2 separate regions of the Homo sapiens genome follow, and region 1 is linked to region 2. The links are chromatin loops, found by intact Hi-C in ENCODE. Cell type or tissue: tibial artery. All regions are shown on one strand. Links, peaks and the distances in the headings refer to the core of each region. The heading gives the core; the rest is flanking DNA.

Region 1 (5,000 bases), core at 1-5,000, 120 kb after region 2:
GGAGGGTAGTCCAGACAAGAAAAAGTATGTACAGAGGCATGAGATACAATGGCCTATGTGCATCATGAAAAGTGGTTAAACCCTGCTGGAATGTTAAGTGCAGTGGGTAGTGACACTTGGGAAATGATTCTTGAGAAGGGGAGATGGAAGAAAGATTATAAAAAGCCTTCTATACAATATGAATGAATTCTGATTCAATAATGAGGGAGACTGGGAACTGTTTGATGACTGATTTGGCCTTCTGAAATAACTCTCTGCCAGTAGTGGGTGGGCAGGAGCAGCTAAGAAGGAGGGCAGGGATATCAGTGAGGGGGCAACTGCAGTGGGCTAGGCTGGAAGTCAGGTGTTTGAACTTGGGAGGGGATAAATTAGAAAAAAACTGGTAAGATCTGTAAAATCAACAGGACTAGGGGAATGAAGGAAATAGTAAAAACGATAGCTACCATTTATTGAGAAATTACAATATATTGGAAACTGCTGCAGGCTTTATATGTGTTTTTTATCGAAATCTGAAAACAGCACTATAGAGTAGGTATAATTCATCAAGATAGGGAATACAGGAAAAGGAGGAGATTTTTAGGGGTGGGGGGTTGTACAAATGCAAAAGCAAGGAGAAAAGAGATTATATTTTTAGCCATCTGTGGAACAAGTAGATGGAAATACCTGGCTGGATATAAATCTCTCAGACTCAGAAAAAAGTCTGAGATGGAAAAGTCACAAGCATAAAGCTATGGTAAACAGAATAACACCAAGAGAATAGAGAAAGTATGTTATGTAAAGAAAGCTCAAGAGGGGTCACAGGAAGAGGATGCCCCTCCCCCTCAAAAACTTAGAAACAATGGTCACAAAAGTAGTGAATCGTTTCAAGAGTATGGTGTTTAGGAACGAAGAGATTTTGAAAAGGGGAACACAGATTCCTATGAAACATGAACATCTAAAGGAGGAAAAAAGTCTATGAAGAAGAGCTCAGAGAGGTAGCATCAGGGCCAAGAAAGAGTGATGTTACAAAGGTCAAGGGAGTTTCCAGGAAGGAATGCTCGATACAGTATAATATGATAGTAAATGTTCATGACCTTTTTAAGAGTACTTACTGAGAATAGTGGGGCAGGAAGTCTACAGATTTAAGTGACGGTAGGAATTGAGGAATGGATGGTGTTTAAGTACAAACATGTCTGGACAACTTGTCCAAGATTCTTGGATGTGAAAGGAAGGTGATAAAGCCATATCCAGACATCTTACAATAGAGGGAAGATTTTTCTTTTTTAGATGAATGATGCTTGGACATGTTCTTAAGCCAAAAGGAAAGAGCCAACAGAGAGAAGGAATAACTGTTGAGGGTGAAGCCAGGGCCTAGAGGGGAGGTATGCTTAGGAGAAGAGGAAGGACACCTTTTCCTCTGAGAGAAATGTATGCTGCCATACAGATAGGCTTCTAGATATCTAATGAAACCTTCAGGCAGTTTTCTGCCTCTGTCCCCTTTTTCTTCTGTGGATTAGGAAGGAAAGTCATCTGCTGAATGTGAGGTAGTATTTGATGGGTACTGAAATAAAAAGGCAAACAGCTGAACTGACACAGGACTGGGGTTTGCAGCATACTCGGAGAGGAAGATAAGGCAGTAAGGCACTTATGAATAGAGTCTAGGAAAGCTATGTGGGAAGAGAAACTAAAAGAGTGAGCTGATGAGATACATAAAAAAATATAGGGACCAAGGGAATAAAAACAATTATATGATCAAAGATGTGTTCACATCCAGGGAGTCAGAATGAAGAATCAGAGTTGGAAAGAAAAAAAGTTGAGATCACAGATCACAGAGACAGAGATGTTGAGTTGAAGATTTTAATAGTGCAAGAGTTATGGCGACAGGCAGGGACCCAGATGGGGACATGAGAGTTGTAACGAAGGTGAACTTGGTTGTTGTCACAGACATGTGAGATGAGTATTTGACAAGCCAGCTGCATGGACCCTGAATTCATCCAGGACTATACTATCTGTACTGTAGTATTTGATACATTTCCATCTATATGTGGAAATTAAGTAATTTCTTAGATCAGAAGTAATCTATGAATCTACTAATTTAATCTACATTAAAAATTCTACACAGTGGTTTTTATATCAAAATGAACTCATGAAAAGGATTATCAGTGACTTAATAGCTAAAACATAGGACCTCTTTCAAAACAATTACTTTTTTTGTCCTTAAAAATAGAACAGTAGTGTTAGAAAATATTAAAGCGCAGAAGAGGAAATAATTTTCTCCAAGATAACACACTCAATAGCATGAGTGGTTTAGATCCCACATTTCCTAATTCCTAATGCCAAATGCTTTCCATGATATGTCACCTTTCAGTAAAAGGACAGTGTTAGAAGTTCCATAGATCACAAAAGAAAATATTTTACCGTTTCAGCCATTTTCTCAGCTGGGGTGCTGCAGAATTCAACTGTTGATGGAATCTTTTTTTGATTGTTAATGCCAACATTTCCCAGAAGATGAGAATTTACTGCTTTTGCCAACTTGTGATTTGTTAATGCTAGCTCTGCTGTGCTGTGGGGTTGTACACTAGGGGAGTAAGTTTGCTCTCTTCCCCATTGCAAGGAAACTAAGAGCTCCTCCAATAATCTGCATAGAACACACATGAACACCGGACATAGTAAGAGAGCAAAATGTAAAAATTAATAATAGTAAATAGGTAATACAAATATTTCTGAAATTATATAACATCTTTCTCTGATCCCTTTCTCTCTCAGAGTTCCATAAATTCGGATGTCTTAGTCAAGTAAGTTAGACTACAGAAAGCATATGTTAATCTACTAGGTTGTTGTATGAAAATCATTTAACAAACAGTACTTTTCTTTGTTCTCATCTTTTAGTATAGGAACTACTTACATAATTTGTGCAACTATGGGGATATTCATACGGTTTTTCTTTTTTGGTGAGTTACATTAATTGATTCTTGAATGCTAAACCAATCTACAATTCCTGGGATTCACTTTACTTGGTCAAAATGTATAAAACTTTTTCTGTATTGTTGGACTTGATTCACTGAAATTCTGTTAAGGATTTTTGCATTTATGTTCATTAGAGATATTAGTTGGTGGGTTTTGGCTAATGGTTCTGATATCAAGACAATGCTGGTCTCATGAAATGAGCTGGAAATTGTTTCCTTCTCTTCTGTTTTCTAGAATAATTTTTATAAGTTTGGTTTTATGTCTTCCTTAGATGTTTACTAGCATTCATCAGTGAATCCATCTAGACCTGGAATTTCCTTTACTGGAAAATATTTAATTTTTAACTATAAATTATATTTGCTTTAATAGGTTAGGGCTATTCAGGTTATCTATTTGTTCTTGAGTAACCTTTGGTAGTTTGTCTTTCATGGAGTTTGTCCATTTCATCTAAATTACTGAATTTATTGACATGGATTTGTTCATAACATTTCTGTATTATCTTTTTTATGTGTATAGAGTCTATATTGTACCCCCCCCTTCATTCCTGATACTGGTAATGTATATCTTCTCTTTTTTTCCTGATTAAACTGGTTAGACGTTTCTTGTGTTTTCATTCTTCTAATTTCCCCTATAATTTGCTCTTTGACACTTACTGATTCTACGTGTAATAAATCAACTATATAAAAATGCAAAAGGCTTTTAAGGAAGACCATCAATTTTGATAGTTCTGGAGTATATGGACATGAAAACAAGCTCTAATACTGTAGGAAGTCTTCAAAAAGATCTCTTTCCACAGGAGAGACAGGTACACTCCTTGGCTTCTACCGAAAACTGTACGACTACAACTATTACCAGCAATTGCTTTTAAATCCAGAGAATCCTTCTACTACAGATATAACTAATTATTTCCCCAATTAAGAATGTGAAAAGCATGCCTTCTATTTTTTCAGTCCTCTTCCCTCCCAGAGCATCTATTTTAAAATGCTACTAAAAGTATATGCTCAGTAAGTTATCAAATGTAGACACACCCAAAACAAAAACAAACAAACAAAAAAACCAAAACTACAATAACTTAATTTGCAGGAGAAAGCAGAAGAGTTCAGAATGTAAACAAGTGCCATACTTCTGGGTAGCTATCATTTCTTGACGAAACTGTTCCCGTTCACTTAGGAGATCTTGTATAGCCCCGTGTGCATCACGGTTTTGACGCTGTAAAGCTGCTCTTGAGTTGGTTAACTCATCTGCCATTACCCTGAAAAAGATTAAAATCTTACATATAAATTTGCTGACAATAATACAGTGTAAAAAATTGAATATACTACTTTGTGACTGTCACTTTCAGAAGCTAACAAAGATTTAACAGTATAGTTACTTCACAGTTTTTAAATTTTAGCTAAAGAGCATTAAAAATGCTTATTAGCTTAGAGTTCATTAAAGGGATTCAGTTAAAATATTCATTTAGACAATGACAAAGGCAAGAGTTATTCAACTTTCCTATATAATGACTTTTGGAGTACATCTCAATCTTACTCTAGATTGACCAAAATTTGAAAGAAAAAATTATTAAATATTTTTAAATACAGAAAAACTTAAAGAGACAAACAAAACTAAATTATCTTCTTCACTCAATTACCTCTTTGCCCCCAGAAAAATATTAATATAAAAAGATTTATATAAAGTCTTTTGTCATGCCCAGCATACCTATCCTTTTATATGCAGTCAACAAAGTTTTTTTACACTTCTCAAAAAAAAATTTATGTATATTTCAACATATACATGTGTTAAAAATAAATTTATCCACTTTATTTACAAAAAGAGATACTGAATACGAACTTTTCTAAATCTTAGTTTTTCATTTAATAATTTATCTTAGAGACTTATCCATATTAGCACATATACAGCTATCTCATTCCCTTTTTTCAAAAATTAGCTTCATGTTTTCTACTGATTGGATACACAAAATTTTATTTAACCAGTTTTCTATTGATGGAATTGAAGCAAAATGTTCAAGTATGGTTAATCGGCTGAAAAATTTAAAATTAAAATTTAAGTCT
Region 2 (10,712 bases), core at 2,763-7,762:
GCTGTGCAGAAGCTCTTTAGTTTAATTAGATCCCATTTGTCTATTTTGGCTTTTGTTGCCATTGCTTTTGGTGTTTTAGTCATGAAGGCTTTGCCCATGCCTATGTCCTGAATGGTATTGCCTAGGATTTCTTCTAGGCTTTTTATGGTTTTAGGTCTATCATTTAAGTCTTTAATTCATCTTGAATTAATTTTTGTATAAGGTGTAAGGAAGGGATCTAGTTTCAGCTTTCTACATATGGCTAGTCAGTTTTCTACATATGGCTAGTCAGTCACCCATGGCTGGCCGGGGACCTTGGCACAGCTGCCTCCTCCCTCGGTCACTCCTTAGGCAACACTCCAAGCTGAAAAGGCCCTTGGAGATCATCTCCTCCGATCCACGACAGTCAGCCAGATGAAGAAACTGAGGCCTGGAGAGCCCAAGATCCCATAGCAACACTCCAAGCTGAAAAGGCCCTTGGAGATCATCTCCTCCGATCCACGACAGTCAGCCAGATGAAGAAACTGAGGCCTGGAGAGCCCAAGATCCCATAGCAGTTCCTTTTTGGAGCTGACAATGTACCAATTATGCGGTACATTAGTCAGCTTTCTACATATGGCTAGCACCATTTGTTAAATAGGGAATCCTTTCCCCATTGCTTTTTTTGGTCAGGTTTGTCAAAGATCAGATGTTTGTAGATGTTTGGTGTAATTTCTGAGGCCTCTGTTCTGTTCCATTGGTCTATATATGTTTTGGTACCAGCACCATGCTGTTTTGGTTATTGTAACCTTGTAGTATAGTTTGAAGTCAGGTAGCATGATGCCTCCAGCTTTGTTCTTTTTGCTTAGGATTGTCTTGGCAATGTAGGCTCTTTTTTGGTTCCATATGAACTTTAAAGTAGTTTTTTCCAATTCTGTGAAGAAAGTCATTGGTAGCTTGATGGGGATTACATTGAATCTATAAATTACTTTGGGCAGTATGGCCATTTTCATGATATTGATTTTTCCTATCCATGAGCATGGAATTTTCTTCCATTTGTTTGTGTCCTCTTTTATTTCCTTGAGCAGTGGTTTGTAGTTTTACTTGAAGAGATCCTTCACATCCCTTGTAAGTTGGATTCCTAGGTATCTTATTCCCTTTGTAGCAATTGTGAATGGGAGTTCACTCATGATTTGCCTCCCTGTTTGTCTGTTAATGGTGTATAGGAATGCTTGTGATTTTTGCACATTGATTTTGTATCCTGAGACTTTGCTGAAGTTGCTTATCAGCTTAAGGAGGTTTTGGGCTCAGACAATGGGGTTTTCTAAATATACAATCATGCCATCTGCAAACAGGGACAATTTGACTTCCTCATTTCCTAATTGAATATCCTTTATTTCTTTCTCTTGCCTGATTGCCCTGGCCAGAACTTCAAACACTATGTTGAATAGGAGTGGTGAGAGAGGGCATCCCTGTCTTGTGCCAGTTTTCAAAGGGAATGCTTCCAGTTTTTGCCCATTCATTATGATATTGGCTGTGGGTTTGTCATAAATAGCTCTTATTATTTTGAGATACGTTCCACCAATACCTAGTTTATTCAGAGTTTTTAGCATGAAGGGCTGTTGAATTTTTTCAAAGGCCTTTTCTGCCTCTATTGAGATAATCATGTGGTTTTTGTCATTGGTTCTGTTTATGTGATCAATTATGTTTATTGACTTGGGTATTTTGAACCAGCCTTGCATCACAAGGATGAAGCCGACTTGATTGTGGTGGATAAGCTTTTCGATGTGCTGCTGGATTCAGTTTGCCAGTATTTTACTGAGGATTTTCACATCGACATTCATCAGGGATATTGGTCTAAAATTCTCTTTTTTTTGTTGTGTCTCTGCCAGGCTTTGGTATCAGGATGATGTTTGCCTCATAAAATGAGTTAGGGAGGATTCTCTCTTTTTCTATTGATTGAAACAGTTTCAGAAGGAGTGGTACCACCTCCTCCTTGTACCTCTGGTGAATTTGGCTTTGAATCTGTCTGGTTCTGGACATATTTTGGTTGGTAGGCTATTAATTATTGCCTCAATTTCAGAGCCTATTATTGGTCTATTCAGAGATTCAGCTTCTTCCTGGTTTAGTCTTGGGAGGGTGTATGTGTCCAGGAATTTATCCATTTCTTCTAGATTTTCTAGTTTATTTGTATAGAGGTGTTTATAGTATTCTCTGATGGTAGTTTGTATTTCTGTGGGATCAGTGGTGATATCCCCTTTATCATTTTTATTGCGTCTATTTGATTCTTCTCTATTTTCTTCTTTATTAGTCTTGCTAGTGGTCTATCAATTTTGTTGATCTTTTCAAAAAACCAGCTCCTAGATTCATTGATTTTTTGAAGGGTTTTTTTGTGTCTCTATCTCTTTCAGGTCTGCTCTGATCTTAGTTATTTCTTGCCTTCCGCTAGCTTTTGAATGTGTTTGCTCTTGTTTCTCCAGTTCTTTTAATTGTGATGTTAGGGTGTCGATTTTAGATTTTTCCTCTTTCTCTTGTGGGCATTTAGTGCTATAACTTTCACTCTAAACACTGCTTTAAATGTGTCCCAGAGATTCTGGTATGTTGTGTCTTTGTTCTCATTGGTTTCAAAGAACATCTTTATTTCTGCCTTCATTTCGTTATTTACCCAGCAGTCATTCAGGAGCAAGTTGTTCAGTTTCCATGTAGTTGCATGGTTTTGAGTGAGTTTCTTAATCCTGAATTCTAATTTGATTGCACTGTGGTCTGAGAGACAGTTTGTTGTGATTTCTGTTCTTTTACATTTGCTGAGGAGTGCTTTACTTCCAATTATGTGGTCAATTTTAGAATAAGTGCAATGTGGTGCTGAAAAGAATGTATATTCTGTTGATTTGGGGTGGAAAATTCTATAGATGTCTATTAGGTCTGCTTGTTGCAGAGCTGAGTTCAGGTCCTGGATATCCTTGTTAACCTTCTGAGTCAGGACAAATATCCTTACAGTCAATTCATTTATTGATTGCCTATTAAGTGCTAGGTACTGTTCAGGTACTGAAGATAACAAAACAGACAAAATTCCTACTTGAATGGAGTTTATTCACAAGTTGAAAGAAAGAGACAATAAACCATAATAAAAATATATAAGATATTAGATAATAAGTCCTATGGCAAAAATAAATCAATAGCAGGAGCTGAATATTTGTAGTGGGGAGGAAGTCAACATTAAAAAGGATGGTCAGGGGAGGCCCTAGCTTGATGTTTGAGCAAAGAGCAGAGGAAGTGAGGAAGTAAATACCACAGACATATAGGAAAAAAAAAAACTTAGAAAGCAGAAAGAACCATGAATAAACATTTTGTAGTAAAAATATGCAGGTAGTGATCCAGGATTGACAAGGAGAACCAGGTGGCTGAAGCCAAATGAGCAAGGGGGAGAGCAGAAGTTGAGATCAAAGAATAAAATGGGTGGGGAAAGGTGGAGAGAGACAGAGGGTGGGGAATAGAGTGGCTATTTAGGTCTAGCAGCCCTTGGGCTCATTTGCTGAATGAGATGGGAAGTTATTGGACAGTATTGAACGGAGAAGAATATCATCTGACTTGTGCTTTAAAAGAATCTTTGTGACAGCTATAACAAGAAGAGACTATAGGGGATCAAGGATGTTAGCAGGAAGTCCAATTTAGCTGCAATTACAGATATTCATATCAACTGTGGTAGCAATAAAAATGGTGAGAGTGGTGGAATTCCGGCCATATTTTGAAGGCAAAGTCAATAGGATTTGCTAATGAATTAAGCAGTATGCAATGTAATAGTTGTCTCCCAAGACTATGGGTAAGAACACTACCCACTGAAACACTGGCAGTGCTTTTTAAAAGCCCAGTGTTGGGCCAGGCATTGTGGCTCATGCCTGTAATCCTAGCACTTTGGGAGGCCGAGGCAGTGGATCACCTGAAGTCAGGACTTCGAGACCAGCCTGGCCAACATTGTGAAACCCCATCTCTACTAAAAAATACAAAAATTAGCCAGGCATGGTGGCAGGCACCTATAATCCCAGCTACTCAGGAGGCTGAGGCAGGAGAATCACTTGAACCCTGGGGGCGGAGGTTGCAGTGAGCAGAGATTGCACCACTTCACTCTAGCCTGGGCAACAAAGTGAAACTCCATCTCAAAAAAAAAAAAAAAAAAAAGCTTAGTGTTGTCAAAATTATTCTTTCTTTTCTATCCATTATTAACAAATTAACTTTGCATTCCACTGTATGTGAAGAGCTGATTTCTGTGAGCACAACATGAACTTTGTTATCTGATATGATTAGGCTTTGTGTACCCACCCAAATCTCATCTTGAATTATATTCCCCAGCTGTTGAGAAGAGGCCTGGTGGGAGGTGACTGAATCATATGGGTGATTTTCCCCAGTGCTATTCTCATGATAGTGAGAGGGTTCTCACAAGATCTGATGGTTTTATAAATGGCAGTTTCCCCTGGACTTCTCTCTCTCTCTCTCACCTGCTGCCATGTGAGATGTGCCTGCTTCCCCTTCTGCCATGATTGTAAGTTTCCTGAGGCCTCCCCAGCCACGTGCAATGTGTCAATTAAATCTTTCCTTTAAAAATTACTCAGTCTTCAGTTGTATCTTTATAGCAGTGTGAAAACTAATACATCATCCTTCAGAATATGTCCTCCATGGAATGTTAAATCCAACTAGCAAGAAACTCCCTGTGCATCTCAGCTCGTGTGAACTCCCACCCCACCCACTCTCACATTTCATGGAGATACCCAGCTCTCTCAGTCCCTTCATTACATGATACCTCTGGGTCCCCTCATGGCTTCCCTTCCTTCTCTAAGCAGCACACACCCATGGTTCATCAACAATACTTACAAACCCTGGGGAAAACTCTTGTCTCCAGCCTTCTGCTCCTCATTCTTACCCCCTGAGAAGCCCCCAACCTTGAATTAGTCTAGCACTCACACTCTCCGTGCTACACCCAGGCTGTAACATATACACAGACCTAGCTGGGCAATTTCTATTCACATTCCTTGTCAGTCGCTCCCCACATATGCTATTTAAACTTTCATATTCTAAGGTAGAACCTGTCTCATCCTTGTTTACCTTTTTTTCAGCAAGTACCTTGCCTCTTATCACATAGGAGAAATAGATAACATTAGGGAATGTTTTCAATGTCATCTCCTACCCCCTCCTAGTGCCTATTTATCTACATTTTCATCCACCTTAACTCCTTCCCTGGGGAGCCTGAGGCCGTTACAGGAAAGGGGTCCCAATCCAGACCCCAAGAAAGGGTTCTTGGATCTTGTGCAAGAAAGAATTCAGGGTGAGTCCTCAGTGCAAAGAGAAAGCAAGTTTATTAAGGAAGTAAAGTGGTGGAAGAACAGCTATTCTATAGACAGAGTAGGACATTCCTGAAAGTAAGAGGAGGAACACACTCACCCTAGGTACAATGCTTGTATTATATGGGGAGATGTGTTCTGCTACTAGGGTTTGTGATGAAGGATGAATTTTCTTAATTACTATATTTTTCAAGAATTGATACTACTGTCTTTAAAGCAAAATTAGGAATGCCTTTATTCTCCAGATATCGGGATACCCGGACACTCCTAAATCTGGGTGTGTTTAGTAAACATTATTAATTTGTCCCCTTAACCATAAACATCTAAGAGCTAGGATTGCCTAACTTTTTTAGAATGCAGCCCAGCAAGTCTCAGCCTCATTTTCCTAGCCCTCACTCAAAATGGAGTCATTCTGGTTTGACCACCTGACAGGGTGAATTTTCCTTTCTTAGTCAGGTCACACCTTATATTTCTGTTTTGGATCCCAGTACCTCCATACCTCAGGGACTTGTTTCATATGTGTGATTACATATGTTTGTCAAAACTTATCAAATATATATTTAATATATACTTAAAATGGGTGATATTGGACAAAAATTATACCTCAATAAAGTTGTTTAAGGAAAATTTGGTATACTCTGGATCTCTTCTTTTTCCTCTGCTCATGAATATGCTCTAGTCTCTGACAAAATAAACAAAAGCCAAATTTGAAAACGTAACTGGCATTTGCTGCCTGCACAGTATTTAAAGAGCTCCTACTTTGTGCAAGGATCTTTCCTAAGTACTTGGAAGCTGGCCCACTATGGTACTTAGATAATAATAGATCTCCTTTTTTTAAAGATTAATTTTGTGCTAGGTACTATGGAGAACATTTATCATATATAATCTTATTTAATCCTCCCAACTACCCCAAGAAGTGGATATTATTATCTCCATTTTACATGAGAAAACTGAGCCTTAGAAGGGAATGATACCTTGTCCTAGGCTGCCAAAAGTTATAATGGTGGCTAGGTCCTAAACCTAGGTCAGCCTGATGTATCCCACCATTAAGCTCTTTATATGCTAAGCCAGGTGATGAGGTTTTAGATAGGGTGGGAGTGGGGAGGTAAGATATCAGAATATTCAGATGCTCACAAGTTTCATTAATTTCTCTTTCTTGTACAAAGTCCCTGTCCTCACTGATGGGTACATATCAAAGTATCCTTTGGAGAATAAAGAACTGAGGTTCAGAGTTCTTGGTGGACCTCCCAGACACAAATTCTTGAATCTGTAGATCTTCTCTTGTATTTCACATTAGGAAGAGCTTCTGCTATGGAATGCCAATGGAAAGCTAAAGAAGAAGAGGTTAGAAATTAAACTGATATGAGTTATATGCAAAAGCATGAATGTAGACCTCTCCTGAAAGGATGTTCATACTGTAATACAGATAGGTCTTTTTCACCCTGTGGTTCATGACAGACTCTAAAGATGGTTTCACCTAAAGATCTCTACACCACAATAGAAGAACTTGGCTAACTATAAGGATGGAATGCTTCATCTATAGCTAAACGGAATGTTATAATACCTGTAAATGAGCTGCAAAAAAGCATTAGTGAAGGTTGAAAGTATAATTCATGAGGACTCAGAAATGTGTCCACCAAACACTTACTGGACAACTCTTATATTTAAAACACCACAGGAGACACCAGGAAAGATAAAGACCACACTTAGTTTCTAATCACAAAAATCCCTACAGTTAGTGGGAGAGGAAGTCATGTATATAAAAACCAGAAATTATTTACCAGGCAGGATGTGACAAGCATGCACACACACGGCTTAAATAGTCATGTTCTGTAATACCTGAATGCCTCACCAAGAACTGAAGATGTCTTCTCACTGTTAGCAAATATTCCAGCCAAGAACTCTCATCTTGAAAATCAGAATTGAGAAGGAGACAAAAGCTGAACAGCATATTGGGAATTTGCAGTTATGAGAACCTGGACGGGGGTCCTGAATCAGTATTGTATTCAGATTGAGACTTGGAAAGAATATTTCTTTACTAATCTCTTCTATCTGGGAGAATTTTACATAAAATTTTTTGAACCTTTAATTATCCATTGAAGAGTATTTTAAAATATCTCACCAAACCACATGGAGAACACATAACTGAGAGGAGATAAAATAAATGTGTGACTGTGTGTTTGAATGCATTTATACCTCATTAAGAGGGAAGGAGGGAGGAGAGTCACATATCAGAAACATTCATAGATATGGCCTGTCTTTGTGGCTTTGAGAATTTCAAAGCACTTAATATCTGTGCCTTGAGTCCATTATGTTGCCAAAAATGAATATTTGATGAGAGAAATCAACATACCCTTATTTCAGATCATTCAACATTTCTTAGTTTATGACTCATTCACATGTGATTGTAAATGCTGCTTTGGAGATTACCATAAGAGGTGACATGCTTTTACAAATCAAGACTCATCACTCTTTCCCAAAAAAGTTCTGATACATTCTCTAAGAAAGATAAAGTATATCAGAAAATAAATTATTTCACCACCTGTCTTGGCTAAATATATAGTCCAGCCCCTTCTGGTCTCACATGAACCCCATTCTTAATGGAAGTCTGTCTGATGTGAGGAAACAAGGAGGCTGCTTTGAGTCACAGACAGGGCTTGCAGAACTGCCACCTCATAGGTAACTGTGACTGCTCCCAGTGTGCCTCTGGCAATCTCTGGAAGCCCCATGGGAACTCCCAAAGGAGACACCCTGAATGCTGGGCCACATTCATTCTCATTCTCAGAGAAAAATCCAACAGCAGAGCTTAGCCAATCACTACAATGCTGGCAAGTTTGCAGTCTCCTTCCTAAGACCTCAGCTAAACATATCTCTCAAATCCAGCTAGTGTCTCAAACCCTTTCCCTCTTCCATCTTTTTTTTTTTTTTGAGACGGAGTCTCACTTGTCCCCAGGCTGGAGTGCAGTGGCGAGATCTCGGCTCACTGCAACCTCCGCCTCCCAGGTTCAAGCGATTCTCCTGCCTCAGCCTCTCGAGTAGCTGGGACTACAGGCACGTGCCACCACACCCAGCAAATTTTTGTATTTTTAGGAGAGACAGGGTTTCACCATGTTGGCCAGGATGGTCTTGATCTCTTGACCTCGTGATCTGCCCGCCTCGGCCTCCCAAAGTGCTGGGATTACAGGTGTGAGCCACCGCGGCCGGCACCCTTTTCCATCTTAGTGGGAGTCCAGTTTCTGCAAGTTTGGGAAAAGCAGTTGTGTCTATAGGAGCAGGAGTACAAACAGGATTTGAGACCTGGGTCCAGGCACTGCTAGGTGTCAAAACTCTGTAATCACTCTCACATTCAAGGTCATTGATGTTGAGAGAGAATACATTCCTCTTCCAGTACTCAGTCTGTTCTTGTTACTTAGGTACAGTCTCCCAGCTGAATCAATAGAGTCAGTGAACTTTATAGCTAGAAGGCTTATGGAGATCATCTACTCCTAACACCCATGTTAGAGGAACCTCAGATACAACATGCAGCCATTTATCTGAAGTCATGTAGCCTATTTATAGAAAAACCTGAGTGAGAATTTAGGGTTCTCAATTCCTAATCCAGTGACATTTTTGGATCACAACAAAATTTCCCCTAGATTGATTCCTAGAGTCTGTATGAGGGAGGTCCACAGAACTCATGGCATCCAGATGGATAATGTGTTAAAGTCTTTTTTCTATGAACATCTATTTCATTTTCCTATTGAATTCCACGTTATCACTGTTTGTGATATGGCCTTATGACAGAACTGTTACATATTAGCTTGTTTTTTTTTCTTTTTGAGACGGAGTCTCGCTCTGTCGCCCAGTCTGGAGTGCAGTAGCACGATCTCGGCTCACTGCAAGCTCCGCCTCCCGGGTTCACGCCATTCTCCTGCCTCAGCCTGCCGAGTAGCTGGGACTACAGGCGCCGCCACCATGCCCGGCTAATTTTTTGTATTTTTAGTAGAGACGGGGTTGCTCCGTGTTAGCCAGGATGCTTGTTTTTAAAGCTTCAGCCACTCAAGTAGTTTACGGGATAATACCCAAGTATTTTCCTAAAGGAAATTTGGGAACTTGTAGACCAGTAAAATATCGTTTTTGCCTTGAGCATCTCTATTGAAATAAATGCCACATATAGTACCAATGCAGCCTCCTGAAGATGGGATTAATGAGGGCTCAAACATGTCCATCCTCGAATCTGCAGAGTGGCTGTATTGCTATTCTTCTTCGACCTTCATTCACTCTACTCATTTTCACCAAATTTGTGTTAGGAAGGATATGATAAGACATCTGCTTTTAAGGATTCTATAGGCTGGTGAGGAAAAAAAGTTACAATAAAATGTGATAGCTATAGTAGAGGTATATACATAGTTCCAAGGGAACAGAAAACAGAGCAATTGCCCAAGAGGCATCAGAGAAGTGTGCAGAGAGGAATTGACACTTACTTCATTCATTCAACAAATATGTGTCAAGTATGAGTATGTTGCCAAGCACTGTTCTAGAACAGTAAACAAAAACAAAGCCATTGCTTTTATGGAGCTCTTATTGTAGTGCTTATTCTCAGAAACAGGCAAAATAAATAAATATATAATATAGCAAGTGGGGACGAGTGCTAAGATGAAGAAAGCAGGGTAGAAGAATAGAAGGTGGCCAGGATGGGAATGTGTGCTATTTTAAGTAGAATAAGGTGATAATTAGGCAGAAACCTGAAAGTAGTGAGGGAGGGCATCATACTAATATCTAAGAAGAGACTGTTCTAGGCAGACAGAATAGCAAGGGCCAAGGTCCTGATGTAGAAGTGTGCTTAGTACATACAAGAAACAATGAAGAAGCCAGCGTGAATAGCCCAGAGTGGGAAGGTGGACAGTCATAGGAGATGAGATTAGAGATATACTGAGATGGAGTGAGTATATCAGGTAGGGCCTTACAGACCACAGTAAAAACTTAGGATTTAATTCAAAATTTGATGGGAAGCCACTGGAGGAATCTGAGCAGAAGAGTGGCATAATTCAATTTAGGCTTTAGGGAGGTCAATCCACCTGCTGGGCAAATAGACTAGTAGGGGAAGGCTGTGGTCAGAGAAATGGGTTAGGAGCTAGGGTAACAGCTCAGAAGATAAATAATGATGGCCTGAACTAGGGTGGTAGTGGTGAAGGAGATAAGACATCTGAATGACAACTTGAGAAACTGGTGAGCATTAATGGACATTAGTAGAAAATGAGATTGAAGCAGTTAGCAGAAGTCAGAAATAAGAAGTTTCTACTTTATTTATTAAGCACCAGAGATTCCTAAACAATCAGAGATCAGGGCAAGGGTAATATCAGATTTGAGGAAGATTCTTCTTACTGTGGTATAAAGATTGGCCTGGGCTAGGGTGAGACTAGAGGCAAGAAACTACAATCA

Evidence for each region. A loop is a pair of places that touch in the nucleus more often than their neighbours do. Peaks named below come from ENCODE experiments on the same cell type or tissue, not always from the same donor. Only the 100,000 strongest peaks of a DNase experiment are listed, where the experiment ranks them.
Region 1: a loop joins it to region 2, with 5 times the contacts of the local background. A loop is called at or near these places in 2 of 110 quality-filtered maps.

The regions. Positions count from the first base shown.
Region 1 is chr1:169,379,679-169,384,678 of GRCh38, reverse strand. BLZF1 (basic leucine zipper nuclear factor 1) reads right to left here. Exons shown (of 7, transcript NM_001320973.2): 5 at 4,070-4,198; 6 at 2,398-2,617. Among named protein-coding and RNA genes, the nearest start is that of BLZF1, 14 kb to the right of the region's middle. In tibial artery, for the core only: no CTCF peak of the experiment used is centred there; no DNase peak of the experiment used is centred there.
Region 2 is chr1:169,492,500-169,503,211 of GRCh38, reverse strand. No RefSeq gene overlaps it. Among named protein-coding and RNA genes, the nearest start is that of SLC19A2, 12 kb to the right of the region's middle. In tibial artery, for the core only: no CTCF peak of the experiment used is centred there; no DNase peak of the experiment used is centred there.